2 separate regions of the Mus musculus genome follow, and region 1 is linked to region 2. A link is a loop called in an ENCODE intact Hi-C map of the cell type or tissue named here. Cell type or tissue: heart. All regions are shown on one strand.

Region 1 (8,000 bases), 1.6 Mb before region 2:
ATGTCATGCATATATTCACACACACATACATGCACACACATACGCATACACACACATGTACACATATATGTACCCACATATAAACGACTGTCCCTGTCACTTGTGCATATGCTCACATACACATACATGCACACACATATGCATGCACATACCACACATGTACACACATATACCCATATGCCCTCATCATTCATGCACATGCTCACACATACATACATGCACACACATATGCATGCACACACATGTACACACATATACACATATGCCCCCATCATTCATGCACATGCTCACACATACACTGTCTTAAGGTTTCCATTATTGTGAAGAGATGCCAGAACCAGAGCAACTCTTATAAAAGCAAACATTGAATTGGGGCTGGCTTACAGTCTCAGAGATTTACTCCATTATCATCATAGCAGGAAGCATGGCAGCATGCAGGCAGACATAATGCTGGAGAAGGAGCTGAGAGTTCTGCAATCAGCAAAGACTGTCTTCCAGGTAGCCAGGAGGAGGGTCTCAAAGCGCATCCTCCCTTATAGTGACACACTGTCCCCAACAAGGCCACACCTACACTAACAAGACCACACTTCCTAATAGTGTCACTCCCTGGCCTAAGCTTATTCAAACCACCACATAGACATATAGCACACATAAACATGAATGTAATAGAGATGCACAAACATGTACACACACACACACACACACATACACACACACACATGCTAAAGGGTAGCTTTTAATTTTGAAATTTAGCAGGTAATATTAGATTAGTATTTCCTGGGTATAGTTTCCCCATAATTTCAAATATGTGCATCTACCTATGTGATTAAAACTTTGCATGGAATCATAGCTACTGATGTTCCAGCAAGGCAAACAGATAGATCAACGTTAGTGCTATACCTCCGGAGAATTTTCCTTAGCTAACATTTTTTGCTACTGAGTACATTTGCCACTGTTATCTTTCACACTAATTGATACCTATTTTTAGGAAAGAACATGAAGCATAATGTATATTCAAATATTTTACATATACATATATACATATGCACATGCATTTGTATATACACACGTACGGGCAAATAATTTAGGGGTAAAACTTGCAGGCATCACACACAACACTACTCTGCCATCTAGTGGTCACATGGAACTTGACGGACATGTTATTTAGCCATGTTTAAATTTTATTCTAATGCTGTGAATCTATCGTGTATATATACACAAACCCAAAATAAATCAAACAAATTAGTTCCAATCACACAAATAAGAATTGTTACTATTTCCTCTTTTTTTTTCTTGGCAAATAATTATAAGGTGATGACACGGTTGATGATGAAAGGGGCCTGCTATTTCTCACCTCCCACTGAGTATTAGACATTGTGAAGTCATGGAAGCCCCTGTGTTAACAAGAGAATGTGTTTCTCTTCGTGGTGTAGCTTAAGGTGTTACTGCTACCATTTAAGAAGGAGCTGTGATTGAAGAATGCTGTGGACATCCTGGGCTGATCAGAAAGAAGTTGGAGAAAAAAAAAAAAGTAAGAAAACCAGAACAGACCCTTAAATGGTGGAAATGAGCCAGACACGTTAAAATTGGGGGAAATGGGACAACGGAAATGGACCAGGAAAAGGGATACATCATGAGTCGAGATGAAGAGCAGACTTTAACTTAATTCTTGATGGATTCACCACGGCTCTGCTCAGTGTTCTGCTAAGTCCATCCTACCTCTACCACCATAGACAATGTAATGATTGTTCCGTCTTAGGATACATTGTGTTTCCCAAGTAAAGAAGCTCTGGATGAGCAGGAGCCTAACAAGGAGGGGCCTGTGGATTGTGCTGATGTAAAAAGACTTGGCATTGAGCAGGAAAGCAGCCATGCTTTGGGGGATGTCCTCCCATCTCACACAGCATAGCAACAACACTAGTTGGACTCCGTCATGATCAAACAATGCCTTCTGGATTCTGCCTTTAATCCTGGTACTCAGGAGGCAGAAGCAGGAGGATCTCTGGGTGTTTTGGGTCAGTCAGGGAAACACAGTGAGATCCTATCTCAAAAAAAAAAAAAAAAGAAAGAAAGAAAGAAGACATGAGGTAAATATGCAATAATTTGGAGGGAGAAACGGGATTTTTATATGCTCACATGCCATTGTATACATGTATGAAATTCTCAAGAGTAAAAAAATAATAATTAAAACTAAGTAAATGGTAAAAAAAAAATGTATCAGTATGGCTATCGAGTTCTGAAATGAAAAGGACCATGGTAAATTAGCCTTAAATGTAAAATGTAAAGGAAGCATGAGAGATACTCAGGTCCAGGAGACAGATGGCAGAGATGAAGACGCTCGGAGGAAAAGTGCACCTGGTTCACTCAGACTCACACTTAGCTAGCAGCCATATAAGACCACTACAACTTGCCTAGGAAATAGTACCACCCACTTTGGGCTGGGCTCTCCTATCTCAATTAATAATCAAGAAAAACCCTCACAAACATGCCCAGAGACTCACCTGATGAAGACAGTTAGGTATGATTCCCTTTTTAGGTGATTCTAGTGCCAAGAGGTAGAAAAAAAAGCTAAACATATTACATATAAATATTAAAACCATATCATAAGGGTTTTATTGTTTAACTGTACCAGAGAATATACTGTGCCCTGTGTGTGTAGGAGGGACGGAGGCGGAGGCTACCTCTAAGTGAATGCCGCCCCGGTGCAGAGGCAAAGGCATCTCCTTCAGGAGGACCTAGTTGAAGAGACTAAGGAGTGCTGATGCAGACACTGCCAGCCAATCGGGAACAGCTGTTTAGAAGAGACGCTTTCTTGGGACCAGTGGAGCACGGTTGAAGGGTATTAAAGGAACTTGCAACAGCGTTCACACAAGCTTGCTGTGGCATTTCTCACCTGTTCCTAGAATCTGTGGAGTCCGTGCTGTGTGCCACCTCAGCTCCAACCCCCAAGGGCAGGTAGGTCGGTGCAATCCAGAGCACGGGGCAGCAACTGTGTTCAGTTTCTTTTGTTTGATCTCATTGTTATTTTACAGGTGTCAACATAACAAATATAGAAGGGTACAGTAATTAGTTCACTGCAATGAGTAAAACAGAAGTAAGGAGATGCAGAATGAAATTCGGGGTGCTAATGGGGGTTGAATCCCACTAGAGAGCAAACAAACACAGCGGCAACCATTATCGGCAAAAGGCAAATAACACCGGAAGTTATTTAAAAAATAATTAGTACTATACCAGACTCAATTTCATGATCTTTATAAACAAACAAACAAACAAACAAACAAATAGCTAATAAAAGAACAAACCAACTACATTGTCTCTTCGGGTTTTTTTTTTTTCATGAATGATTTTCCAGTAGAAATAGTTATTTCTTAAAAACATAAGATTTAGAAAAGTGTTAACATATATTTTAATAAGAATATTAGTTTTCCAATTAATTAACTTTAAATTTTCTACTACTATTTTTTTAATTTTTTATTTATCCTCTCATATATTTCATCCCACCTGCAGTTTCCCCTCCCCTCTCTGCTATATCCTATTCATGCCTACATTTTCCTTCAGAAAAGAGCAGGCCTTTCAGGACAACCAACATGGCACATCAAATTAGAGTAATACTAGGCCCCTTGCCTCATATCAAGGCTAAATGAGGCAACCCAGTAGAAGAAAAAGGGTCCCAAAGCAAGGAGAAGCATTTTTGACAGCCCCTGTTCCCACTATTAGGAGTCCCCCAAGAAAAGGAAACTACATAACCATGACATACGCAGAGGGCCGAGGTCAGGCTCTGTGGTTGGCAATTCAGTCTCTGTAAGCCTGTGTGAAGCCAGGTTAGTTGACGCTGTATTTTTTGTTTTGTTTTGTTTTGTTTTGTTTTGTTTTGTTTTGTTTTTGTGGTGTCCTGCAATCTTTCTTTTCCCTCTATAAAACTCACCCTCCTCTGACTAATGTCTGGCTGTAGCTTTCTGCATCTGTTTCCATCAGATACTAGATCGATTCTCTCTGATGACCATCATACTGCGATCATATCTATGAGTATAGCAGAATATCATTAGGGATTTTGGTTCTATCCTAGGTCTCTGGGCTATCCAACCTCTGGCTCCTGGTCATCCAAGCAATGTCAGGGTTGGCTTCCTCTTGTGGCATGGATCCCAAGCTGGACCAGTCATTTGTCAGCCACTCTCACAATTTCTGTGCTGTCTGTGTCCCAGCACACCTTGCAGGGGGACAAATTGTAGGTTTTGTGGATGTATTGATGTCCCAATCGCTCCTCTGGAAATCTTTCCTGGTTACAGGAGATGGTCAATTCTGGCTCCATATCCTCGATTACTACAAGTCTTAGCTAGGGTCATCCATTCAGATTCCTAGGAGTTTTCTACTACTGCTATTATTAGAGTACTGTTGTGTGTGAGCAGGCGTGCACATGCCCTGATGCACAATGAAGAAGTCAGAGAACTATTTTATGACGTGAGATCTCATCCACCTGGATTTCAGGGATGACCTTGTATATTTAGGCTTGCTCTTTTCTCCTCAGGACCATTTCAACAGTTTCCTCCAACTGATTGTCTCACTGATAAATTCTACTGTCACATTATTTTCTTCATTATGTTTGGTTCGTTGTGTGTAACACATGGGAAACTATCAAGATGTATTTGCCGATTGAACTGAAAACAAGAAAAGGTGTACTCTCCGTTGTCTACCGCCAGATGGCAGCATGCACACACCAATTAAAATTTGTTCCTCTAGAGGCTAAAAGTTATCCATTGGAAACAACTGACTCTTGTTAGGCTATGAGTTAAGTGTTCAGAGAGTAGGAGGAAGAATTCCCAACGTCGCGATGAAGATTAAGAGAGGTATAAACTGGCTGGAATCAGGGCTGGAAGATACTAAAGTAGCCAAAAATAAAAGGAGAGAGAGAGAGAGAGAGAGAGAGAGAGAGAGAGAGAGAGAGAGAGAGAAAACTGGTCAGTTATTTAAACATTTCCAGACACGGCTATAAATGCATTTGCACTGATAGCAAACACATCTGGGAAACAGCGGACATCTATCTTTCCCGAGACATAAGTGTGGCGTGCAATGTCTAGAGCTACCAAGGCATGGAGAGTTGAATGGTTCCGTGTGCGGGGGCCGGGCTTTAGTGCGGGTGATACTCCTCATACAAACAAACCATTTACATCAAGTGCTGCCGCTGATAGGTCTTTTCCTGATGGCACGTTCCATGATGCAGAATATGAAGGGTCCTTTGCAGTCTCAGCAGACACAGCAGACAGACAGAGAGGCAAATTACAAAGCAAGGGAGGAGTTAGAGAATACTCAGATCAGAAGTCAATAAGTTGGCATAGGCTTGCTTTTTGGAGCCTCTAGTCTTCAACGTCATCTGTTAGCTTGATCAGTAAAAGCCCTTGCGACGTTTTGAGGATGGAGTTCATCAAATCACCAGTTCTCTTTATAACCCAAAGACTGACTCAAGTTAGTGAAAACCAGGTTGTTTTGGAAAGATGAGTAGAAAGTGAAAGCTAATTAATATAAATAAATTATGTAACGACTGACAGTACTGAATGAAATAAATGAATATTAACTAGATAGTCCTTAGCCAATCTTGAGAAACGGTTCAAGTCAGAAGTTCACATCTGTCTGCTGCCCTAGTATAAAGATCTGAGAGAGCCAAGAAATTAATCTCTGAGCTAACTGAAGCAAAATATACTCCCCAGAGCTAGAAATTTTTAAGTAGTCTTTACCAGAGAAAACCCATCAACATCTGTACAGAACAGCCCCCAAACTGTAATGTTCACAGCTGAAAAACTGTCAAGCCATGTAGCGTAAAGGATTCTTCAAAAGAGCCTTCTTGCTTTTATTGATGTACTGGCATGTCTTCTGCTGTTGGTGGGTGGATAACAATCATGCCCTACTCTCTGTTTTCTAACTGACACTATGCCTGGCCATACATATCTCATGTTTCATTTCACTTCTTCCTTAGGGAAGAATAGTGATATGCCCTTTATTTATTCTCCTGTTCTTACATATTTAACCTCAGTCTTTGTCCTTGACAGAAGAATTCAGGCAAGTGCCGTTCCCAAGATTCACAACTTGCCAGGCTCAGGTGTGTAGCTAGAAAATACTTTAACCCTGGTACTGATCCTTCTAAGCCATTCTTCTTTGGCCAGAAGGACATTGCCTCTGCTTTTTTATTTATCAGTCATAATGAATATATTTGGTCATCAATTATTGCTTGCCAGGCTAGAGACCATTAAACTTACGTCAACAGACACTTTGGACGTTTTAGATCAGGAAAGGAAAATATTGTGCAAGGCAACATGTTACCAGCAGGTGGCAGTCCAGTAGACTTCTACAGAACTGTGGCTGAAAAGGAGAAAGACACACAGCCTCATGAAGCTATACCATAGGGAGAAGAAGATGCTGGTGGCGGGAGTTGGCAATTCTATGATTCCTCCACAAATCCTCCTTCTCCAATGTCTTCTGATACTTTTAAAGGGAGACAGTGCCCATCTTTGTGGTTGTTCCTGTTGTTCTCCATGTTCAAGTTTTGTTTTGATTTTCTGACTGCATGGGAATACTTTAGCTTTCCTTAAAGACAGGTATCAAACACACGATTCAACAACATTGCAGTCTGTCATCTAATTTTAAAAGTACATTAAATTTGTTTAAATACAGGCAAATATACTAAAATAACGCAACATCAACCTTTTAAGGTGGTTGTTTGAGGCTGTTTCTGGAATACCAGAACTTTCCACAAAAGTCATATTTCACTTGAAGAAAATGAAAAGGATAGATCTTGCATTGCTATGTGCTTTTGTTTGCTTGTTTGCTTGTTTTTGTTTCATTCTTGCAAAGGACCATTGCTCAACTGAGATATTAATTCTGTACACACAGGTTCTTAAAACAGCTAAAACCCATGGGCTTCAGAGACAACCTTCTTAACAAAAACCGAACAGGTTTGGAAGAACATCTTTGTTTTAAACTGTTTGCTGTTTAGTTGTCCCTCCCACTACATTTCCATTATTTTTATTCATTGATTTATTCAGTACAATGTTCTGTTTATTCACCATTTAAGATTCCTCCATAGTATGTTCTGCCACATAGTACACACTCCCGGGAAAGGTCATTTCTTGGAGCAACTGTCATAAATCTCAACAAAAAATGTCTGGAGAGCAAACAGTTATTCAAGATATCTAAGCCAGAAGGCTCTGTGCTGGATCGATATGTATTCGGGCATCAGTGTTAAGATCGAGCCTTTCCCTTACTGAGACGTCCTCTATGCCTGCTGGACAAAGAGTGAGCAAAAGAGAGGGTGATAAATGTGTGTCTGCCTCTGCATCAGTCTCTTTCAAAAGGGGTAACACTAACAAAAACATCAGTGAGCTGAAAATGTACTGGACCTCACCCTCCGACCAGGTGAGAGCAGAGACCCTTCACCTCCACTGGCCATGAATAAAGAAGGCTGGGCCATCCCTGAATTCACAGCCAGGGTGGTCGTCGTCTGTGTGCAGATCTTAAAGCAAACAAGACTAAGCTATAGCCAGATGTGGGGGCTTTCAGGTTCACTGATGGTTCCTGGGGTACTCCGGTGAAAGCCACGCACCGCACGTTCCTGCTTTGCATGGGTACACATGGAGACAGGGAGGCACAAGGAATCGGATCTGTCCCAAGTTTCCAAATCGGTCTCTTTATGCCTCCAAAGCCATTGCATTTGATCTTCTCCAAAATTCATAAGGAATTTGCATGCTTTTGAAATATCAGCAGCTATGGCTATTTCAGAATGGTCCATCAAATATGACCAGCTACCAGATCCACCCTCTGGGCCAAGATAGAGCAGGGTATTCCCAACAGAGATTATTGTATTACTTCATCTGTGTAGGGACTGCTAGAGATGAACCACCAGATATTTATACTAAATAAACAACATTTTATTATCACATCATTGGAAATGTAGAGAATGCTTCTTTCAAGGCTGGCTAGTTTGAACTCAACTCCCTCTTTTCCTCTTTCTG
Region 2 (8,000 bases):
AGACCCAGAGAAGTGTAGACAAGCATGCTGGCTGCCGGCATCTATCACGTGGGCTCCTTCCTGCTTAGACATGTTTCCGGGAGGTCAAATGTATCAGAGAATATGGAACCCAGCATCCTATGGGACTGTTTGCTTCCAAACAGATCAAGCATTCGCTGGCAATGCTCTCTTCTGTCCAGAGAGCTCCCCACATTCCCACGTGGCCCCAGACCACCATGATACTTTGAGAAATATGGTACAAAAGTTCCACAGGAATGGTCTGTCCGGGGCGGGGGCTGTCCCCGGGGCTTCTGTGCATCCCCCCAGGGCTCAGCAGTGGGCACTCTGTGTCAGCCCAGAAGATCTTCAGCAATTGAGGGCTCCCTGAGAAGAAGAGCTGAGACACTCCTATGTGTCAACCTCACGTTTGGGTGTGAGATTTTACACGGTTAGATAGATCTAAGACGACACACGCTACACATCAAAAAGGACATTCTCCAGCCCAGGGAGCCGGCAGACCACAGCCAGGCCATCACCATCACCGCTACCCATAAGCTCACTATACATTGGCAGAAGGCTAACGTCACACCACATACTCACGCCATCTACCTCACGGCACCTCATCATCAATAGATGTGGATGCCAGATCGTCAACAGAAGATGGGGCACTATAGCTCAGTAAGACCTTCGGAGAGAGATGGCATCCACATAACTTCTGCTATCCCACGGCGCTACTGTAACTGTTCTGATGTCAAACTAATGTTCATCTCTGGCATCCAGACAGCATGCTTTATCGGAAGTACGTGTGTCCAGGAAGAATATTGGACCAGTAGCGTTCAGTATTGTTCACAGTTCCAAGTGTCCACAGAGGTCTTGAATTGTGTCCTGGTGGATGAGGGGGACATCTGCATGGACAGTCATTTATAGCATCCTGACCCAAAGACCCCTAAGGACAGTCTTCCTCAACGCTTCACAAAGAGCTGTTCTTACCACAGATGGGCCCCACCCACAGCCAGGTTGTTCCCAGGAGGGCACACCCAAGGATGTAACCAAGGTCTCATAGCCAGGCACATGGGAGGAGTTTCCATGTGACCCTGAAGCATCGGCTCCTCACCCCAGACAGACAGGATATGCTGGCATCATCTGGAGACGCTTGCTCCTAAAAGGATAGCTGTAGAGTTATCTGCAGGGCAGAGCTGAGCTAACGGGGGGGGGGGGGCGACTATCTCTTGGTACACAAAGATGGAGACCAGTCCCAGTGGTGATTCGGGGATCAATTGCCTAGCCTAAGCCCTGGCTTCCAATGGTTCCTGTCTCCATGGAGACTGACTCTTTTATAACAAGTGTGTATGTCATTAAGAATAGACCATAGGGCTGGAGGGATGGCTTAGCCACTAGAGGTTAGACTCACAATCAAAACTATAAAATAGACCACTCTCTCCCGTGCTTTGTCAAACAGTGCAAAAGAGACAGCCTTGGTTAGCAAGTCCTGCAGGAGTGGCGGCCAGTGGAGAGACTCAGACAGCTGTGGTTGACAGCAGTCTACCAAAAGCCCCTCCCCTTGGACACCTGACCCAGAAGAGGGCAAATGTGGTCACCAAGCTTCCAAAGCCGGTCCCTCAGACTGTGGGGCTGTGGAGCTGTGGGGCTGCTTCCTCTCATGGCCCACCCATAGCTGTCACTCAGTACCATCTTCACCCTTCCCAAGTGGAAGGGGCTGAGTCATTCGTGTTCCCCTGATGGATGGCACTTCAGACTGAAGCTCATTCACACCCAAGTGTCACCTCAGGCATTGCCCTGTGAAGCCTCTCCAATGAAAGGACTTTTTCTTCTTGAAAGACATCTGGGGAGCCTCAGCAGACAAGCGCTGTCAGGCGGGATGCCCCAGAAGCTACCCAAGACCTGCATCTGCCCTGGCCTGACCTGGCGGCTGCCTCTTCTCCTCCCCACAGCTCCACCTGCCTAGAAAAGTTCTCTACCCTCTGCCTGGTTACATCTCCTAGCTTCCAATTCCCAGAATAAGGCTTGTAAACACACACACACACACACACACACACACAGAGTCAGAGAGAGAAAGAGACACAGATACAGACAATCTCTCTCTATCTCTCTCTCTCTCTCTCTCTCACACACACACACACACACACATGCAAACCACCCACAAAACATACATGTACCTGAAAATAATGGTATTCACTAGCACAGGTAAGACACAGTAGAACACACACACACACACAGAGCACATGTCACCTTGGCAGGGCATATATCCCAAACTGAGGTTTCCTTGATGAATGCCCCTGAACTTCCTCTGTCCAAACCTCCAGGGTAGCTTCTCGCACAGAGTCTGAGTGGGAAGAGCCACCCATGACCAGAGGAGAAAGCCACAAGGCTCCGACTCAGACCACACGAGGTAGGGTAGCATGAGGAAGGCAATGGAGGCCTTGCAGCAGGGCCTCGAGTCTGGCTCTCAGATGTCACATCTGCTTGATCAGGCAGAGAGCTGTCGGTCAGGGCCTCAGTGTCACAGGCATCCAGAGGTGACCACAAGGGAGTTGCTGGGGTCTTGGGAGGACTAAACAGCAAGACCGAAGCAAAGCTCTTATCTCACAGGAAGCACTTCTGTAACCAATGGTCTTTTAGGAAACTCCGTCCCGTAGACAAAAACCAACTCAAGATGGATTCCAGAACTCTAATATAGGGAAGAGACTGGCCACCAACTCCATGCTCTTCACACACACCCTGTAACTGAAATGGATGTATTCCATCTTGAAACCTGAACTGTGAGTGTCTGTGAGTTCCTGTCTTGGTAATCAAGAGCTCTGCATGGCTGAAGAGCCACATTCGCACAGAGCTGCTCGGGGCCGTGTGGACACAGCGGACACGCTGGGCTTTCCTGGGCTATCATGGGGGTCCACGTGCTGCAGTGACTGATGGTGGGTCTCCTTTCCGTTCCTGCCTCTCTTTCCGTGGTCTCCTTTCTCTTTTTTGAGAAGCCACACAACTCCTGAGCCTCTGTGAGGCACCAGATAGTACACTTGCAGGTGAGTGAGCCTTAGGATAGCGTAAGAATAAAAGTACAAATTGTCCTTTGCCAGGCGACAGGGGGCCCTCTGGCCCAGGGGAAGCTGGGAGTTAGCCTGCTTGGCTAGGACAGCTTCTCCAGGTTCCTCCTTTCCCACTGCCCTCCCCAGCTGGGGTGGGGTCACAACCTCCCTTAGCCCTGCCTGCCTCTGGACAAGTCTAGCTCAGGCCCCACACTGTGCCTGGCCCTAGGGGCAGGCAGATCTAGGAGGAGCAGCCCAGCCCCCAGCCCCCACCCCCACCCCCACCAGCCGGCTGCATTTGTTCCAGGGGGGCAAGGGTCTGGTGCAGTGACCCCTGGGACTCGCCTCTCAGTCACTGGCCCAGGCAGCTGGGAAAGGCTCTGACCTCCACAGAGACAGAGGGCTTCTGGGAGAGGAGCCCCAGAAGAGAGGCCTGAACTCAGAACCTACTCTGTTTTCCTGAGAACAGTCCTGGTCTTAAATGGAGCTACAAAAAGGAAAGCACTTCCAATCAGGAGCTTAGCTCTTCATTTGGCTTTCCCTGTAAGAGACAATCTTATCACCTTCTTCCAAACGCCCCCCGCCCCCCTCCCCCCCCCCCAAACCATAGCTTCAGTGAGACCCGGGTGACCCAAACCCCTGCCTCTGCGTACAGAAACCCCAAAGAAGGACGTGCTTTTAAAACAACATCTACAAACAAGCTTGTGAGGAAACCCCTTGGCTCCGCAGTGAGTGGGTGTGCACTGAAAACGGAATGAATGAAGTGACCCTGCTCAGGGGTGGAAGGGGTACACATTTGTGCAACCAGAATAGACCTCGGAGAGAACTATTTCTAAGGCAAACTCACGGAGGCTCTTTGTTTTCGGTCGCCCCTTGAAGGGTTTGACACAGAATGACTGCAAAGCTCATCTAGGAAAGAGTTTCCAATCTCTCCTCCTTCCTCCTCTTCTTCCCCCGCCCCCCCCTTCTCCTCCTTCTCCTCCTCCTCTTCCTCTTCTTCCTCCTCTTCCTACCCTTCTTCCATTCTGTGTTTAGCTAGCTTTCTCTCCTAAGTACAAACTCTAGACAAGAGTTCAGACTAGCTATCACTTCTGCCCCAAAGACAGTGATCACCACCAGGTCAGGATGCAGATGGCTCTAAACCGTTCTTTAGCACACTAGGGCGTCTGACCCGCTGCTGGGGAAGCTGCAGGAACACACAGCACAGAACACAATACCAACACCCCAAACTTCCTTCGCTGCAGGAGAAACTAGCTCTGAGCTCTGCATTTGTGCTCAAGCAGAACGGGCAGGCGTCAGGCGCTGCGCCCCACCAGCAGCCAGGGCACAGTCGGGCGCCTGGATGACCACTGCAGCTCAGCCAGGGGCCCGGAGGAGAAAGCAGGCACACGGTGGAGCCACAGCGCCATCAAGTGGTCAGTTTGCGAATGGTCGCGAGACGCATGCCCTGAGCTCAGGGACAATGTCCAGGGTTCCCAGTGTCAACTGTCCCTGGAGAAAACAGGGCTGCCAAGCCTTCATTCCAGGACGTGGGGCAGGAGCCTACAGCCGGACACCATCTGTCAAGGCATGCGACACCCTCCAGGGCTGACCTGGAATCTGCCCTGGAGGATGTTCGGAGACCCTGTTCCAACTCTGAGAGAGGTCATAACCCAGGCACCGCCCTCTCCTCTAGCAATGTGCTCAGAGCCTACAGGTTTCTCAAGAGCTATGGGGCAGAGAGGGCACCACCTGAGTAGCAGGCCTATCAGCCTGCCTGAATTATGCAGGGATGGGGCAACAGAGAGACAGCAAGGCAGCTGCGAGTCCAGGCTGTGGGAAGGAATGGAGCCTCCGAGTGGGAGTTGCCGCCTGCAGCCCTGACAGGCCATGGCTTTAACACTCCCTTCTGGAACTCAGCATTTAATTCCAAGTGCCTCCTGGGACAGATCTGGTCCTTGGAGTCAAATTACAGTCCAAGAAGGACTCAAAACACAAAAATAAAAACACATACTTTGCAAATAGAGGAGTGTTCCAGACCAGTGTATATCTGAAGACCTAATTATATTATTTTCCTGCACATTTATAACTATGATAGAATTTAGTATGAAAAGCAAATTAAGAGATTATCAATAACTATTAAACAACCAGAATAATTATAACAATACACTGGGGGGGGGGTGTTAAAAAAATCACTCAATATTTACAAATTCTTTATTTCTGAAATTTTCTACTTAATATATTCTGATACCGTTTCCAGCAGAAAATAGAGTTGCAGACATGAGAGGGGGCAGTGCTGTGTAAAGGCGGACAGAACAGTGGGGCGCCCTCTGTCCTAGTGCTGGCTCTGCACATGCAATCTCTGTCCTAGTGCTGGCTCCACTGCACACAGGACCTTGTTCAGCTTTCACCACAACCTTAGGAGATGGGTTCTTTTTATGATCTTTTTCTATAGGAAAGGCAGAACCCAGAAATGAAACACCCTACCCCTAGCTGCCCATTGGAGAGGGACAAAGCCAGGCCTGGATTCCAACACTGGCTTCCTGCCTCCAGACGCCATCCTCCCTCCCTCCCTCCCTCCCTCCCTCCCTCCCTCCTTTCTCTCCCTCCAGGGGGAACAAGGTTTTATCAGACAGAGATGTGCACATTTTTCAAGAGGGAGGGGCATCTTTGCAGACAGAGCTGGCTAGAAATGCCTAGCTAGGTTTGGGCATGAGAGATTGTGCAGGTGAGGGGCTGAGGCCTTCAGGGTGGACCCTGCCCTTTCTAGCTTCACTCCCACACCAATCTTAGGCCTCCCTCCCGGAAGCACCTTCTGCATGGGCCCCTCCCTGCTCTGGCTTCTGCAATTGACTTCCAGGCCAGCGTGCCCAGCTCGCCCTTGGAGCTGCCAGGACTCAAGGTTATTCAATGACACCCCAACTGCCAGATACAAAGAAACTGTTCTCAACCCTCCCTCCCCTGGAGGCTCATAGCTCTGACATTCCCACTTGCAGAAACACACTTGCATGCTTGTGCGAGTGTATACATGTGTTGGGGGGGGGGCGTGTGTGCCTGCGTGTGTGCCTGCGTGTGTGGAGGACAGAAGTCCACTTTGGGCATTTTCTTCTGCTGATCTCTGCCTTGGTTCTTGAGATAAGGGTCTCTTAGTAAACCAGCAGGCTCACCGATTTTCCTAGGCTGGCTGGCCAGTGAGCTCGTTGTGTGTGTGTGTGTGTGTGTGTGTGTGTGTGTGTGTGTGTGTGTGTGATGTGTCCAGTCTCTGCCTCCCCAGTGCTGGTATTACAGCAGCCAAGAGCATAACCCTGCCTTGCCTGGCTTTTAAGCAGATCTTAGGGCTCTGGCTGGGTCCTCCTGCCTCCAGAGCCAACACTTTACCCACCGAGCCATCTCCCAGAAACAGCTGTTCTCGGAAGCCTCGGAACACAGCGACATAACATTTCCTTGTCTCCTTCTCACTTTTGTGGATGCTCTATGCTCACAAGTCACCTGCTTCATAAACTGCCAGTGCGCAGCAGGGAAGTCAGACCACGGTGACAAAGACAGCTACAGGCTGGGCTTCATCCGAGCCCTCATGAAGTATCACATGAGCGTCTGCTGTCTAGACACCCTCTCTGGCTTCTCCACATAATGGGGACCACTCAGCAGGACGAAGCTGAGGGACCGAAGCTGAGGGACGTGTAATGTCAAGGTTTAGCGGGATGCTGGTGCAGAACAGGGCTCCCAACGGCTGCCTTATCAGGCCCCGAGCTGGGTCTGTCCCTCAGTCCTAGGCCCTCAGTCACCTCGCCGTCTGGTCTGCGCCCTGTAGGATGAGATCGCCCAGAATGCACCTTCTCTAAAGCTGACCTTGCCCACGCCACCCCTTCCTTGCTAGGTGGGTCCAGCCATCTCCCTGGACCCAGAAGCACTAGAATCGCCCCTCCCTGCCTTGATGGGTTGCTAGTCTGGCTCTTGGACCTCTGACCAGCTTTTCCAGTACAGTAACACCTCCCCTCGTTGACCCCACCTCAATTATCTCAGATCTTGCTACTTTCTGCTCAAAACCTGGCTTGGTCCCGCGCTACCCTCTCCTGCTGGTTTGCAGTTCCAGCTCTGCCACAGAGGTTGAGATCATCAGACCCTGTACCCACTTCATCTACCTTCCCCCAACGTTATCCTCAACATTCCAACTCCCCAAACAGGGCGTCTGTCAGGTCACCCTTCCCCTTTCCCTCTTTCTGCATGTCAACTTCAAAACCCCAAACAAATGTCACCTCCTCCTGTAAGTCCTGCATGATGTACACTTCCCACTCACAGCCCCATCTGAACCCTGCAGCATAACTGAATTCCTGTCTCTCTTACAAGGTAAACCCTTTGGGAACATGGATACCCCAGGGGCCAACCCACCCACCCAGCATGCCCTTCACCAGTTTCGGGTATAGCAATGTCGCTCTGGGGTAATGATGGCACTTTGGGGGTGAACAGAAACAGGTGAAGAAAGAGCGTGTCTCAGATGTACTTTTGAGTGATTGTTTCAAAGGAGCAGCTTATTAACTAATATTAATAAGGTTCTTATTTAGCTTAATATATTCTGGAATCTTTTCGATCAGTCTTTGGGGAAGCATTCTGAGCCCGTTCATTTTTGCATCATCAGAGCTCTGAAATGGAGGGTAAACAGCATCGCAGGTACCGAAGCCTGAAGAACTCTGCGGCTATGACACTGGGCAGCCTATCCCATGGAGCCTCTGGGCACACACACCTGCGTCCCTTGGACTGAGCCCCATAAGCCTCTTCCCTCTGCTAATGTCATTCCTGAGACGGGTCTCATATAGCCCAGGCTAGTGCAATCCTATGAAACCAAGGATGGCCTTGAACTCCTGGTCCTCCTGCCTGCACCCCTGAAGTGCTGGGACTGTCACTACCCTGGGTTTTATGTGGTACTGAGACTCGAACCCAGGGCCCTGTGCATGCTAGACAAACCCTCTACCAACGGAGCCATGTCCCCAGCCCGGTCTC

Evidence for each region. A loop is a pair of places that touch in the nucleus more often than their neighbours do. Peaks named below come from ENCODE experiments on the same cell type or tissue, not always from the same donor. Only the 100,000 strongest peaks of a DNase experiment are listed, where the experiment ranks them.
Region 1: a loop joins it to region 2, with 12 times the contacts of the local background. A loop is called at or near these places in 38 of 42 quality-filtered maps.

What each region holds. Positions count from the first base shown.
Region 1 is chr11:111,531,531-111,539,530 of GRCm38, forward strand. No RefSeq gene overlaps it. Among named protein-coding and RNA genes, the nearest start is that of Gm30158, 23 kb to the left of the region's middle. In heart, CTCF peaks have their summits at 1,139 (motif pointing left), 4,692 (motif pointing right) and 6,310 (motif pointing right); no DNase peak of the experiment used is centred here.
Region 2 is chr11:113,160,875-113,168,874 of GRCm38, forward strand. The region is part of intron 1 of 2610035D17Rik (RIKEN cDNA 2610035D17 gene); the gene reads right to left. All of the region lies in intron 1 of LOC115487747 (a long non-coding RNA gene), which reads right to left. Among named protein-coding and RNA genes, the nearest start is that of Gm39467, 31 kb to the left of the region's middle. In heart, no CTCF peak of the experiment used is centred here; a DNase peak (open chromatin) is centred at 4,497; H3K4me3 peaks cover 1,021 bases; H3K27ac peaks cover 3,282 bases; H3K27me3 peaks cover 1,274 bases.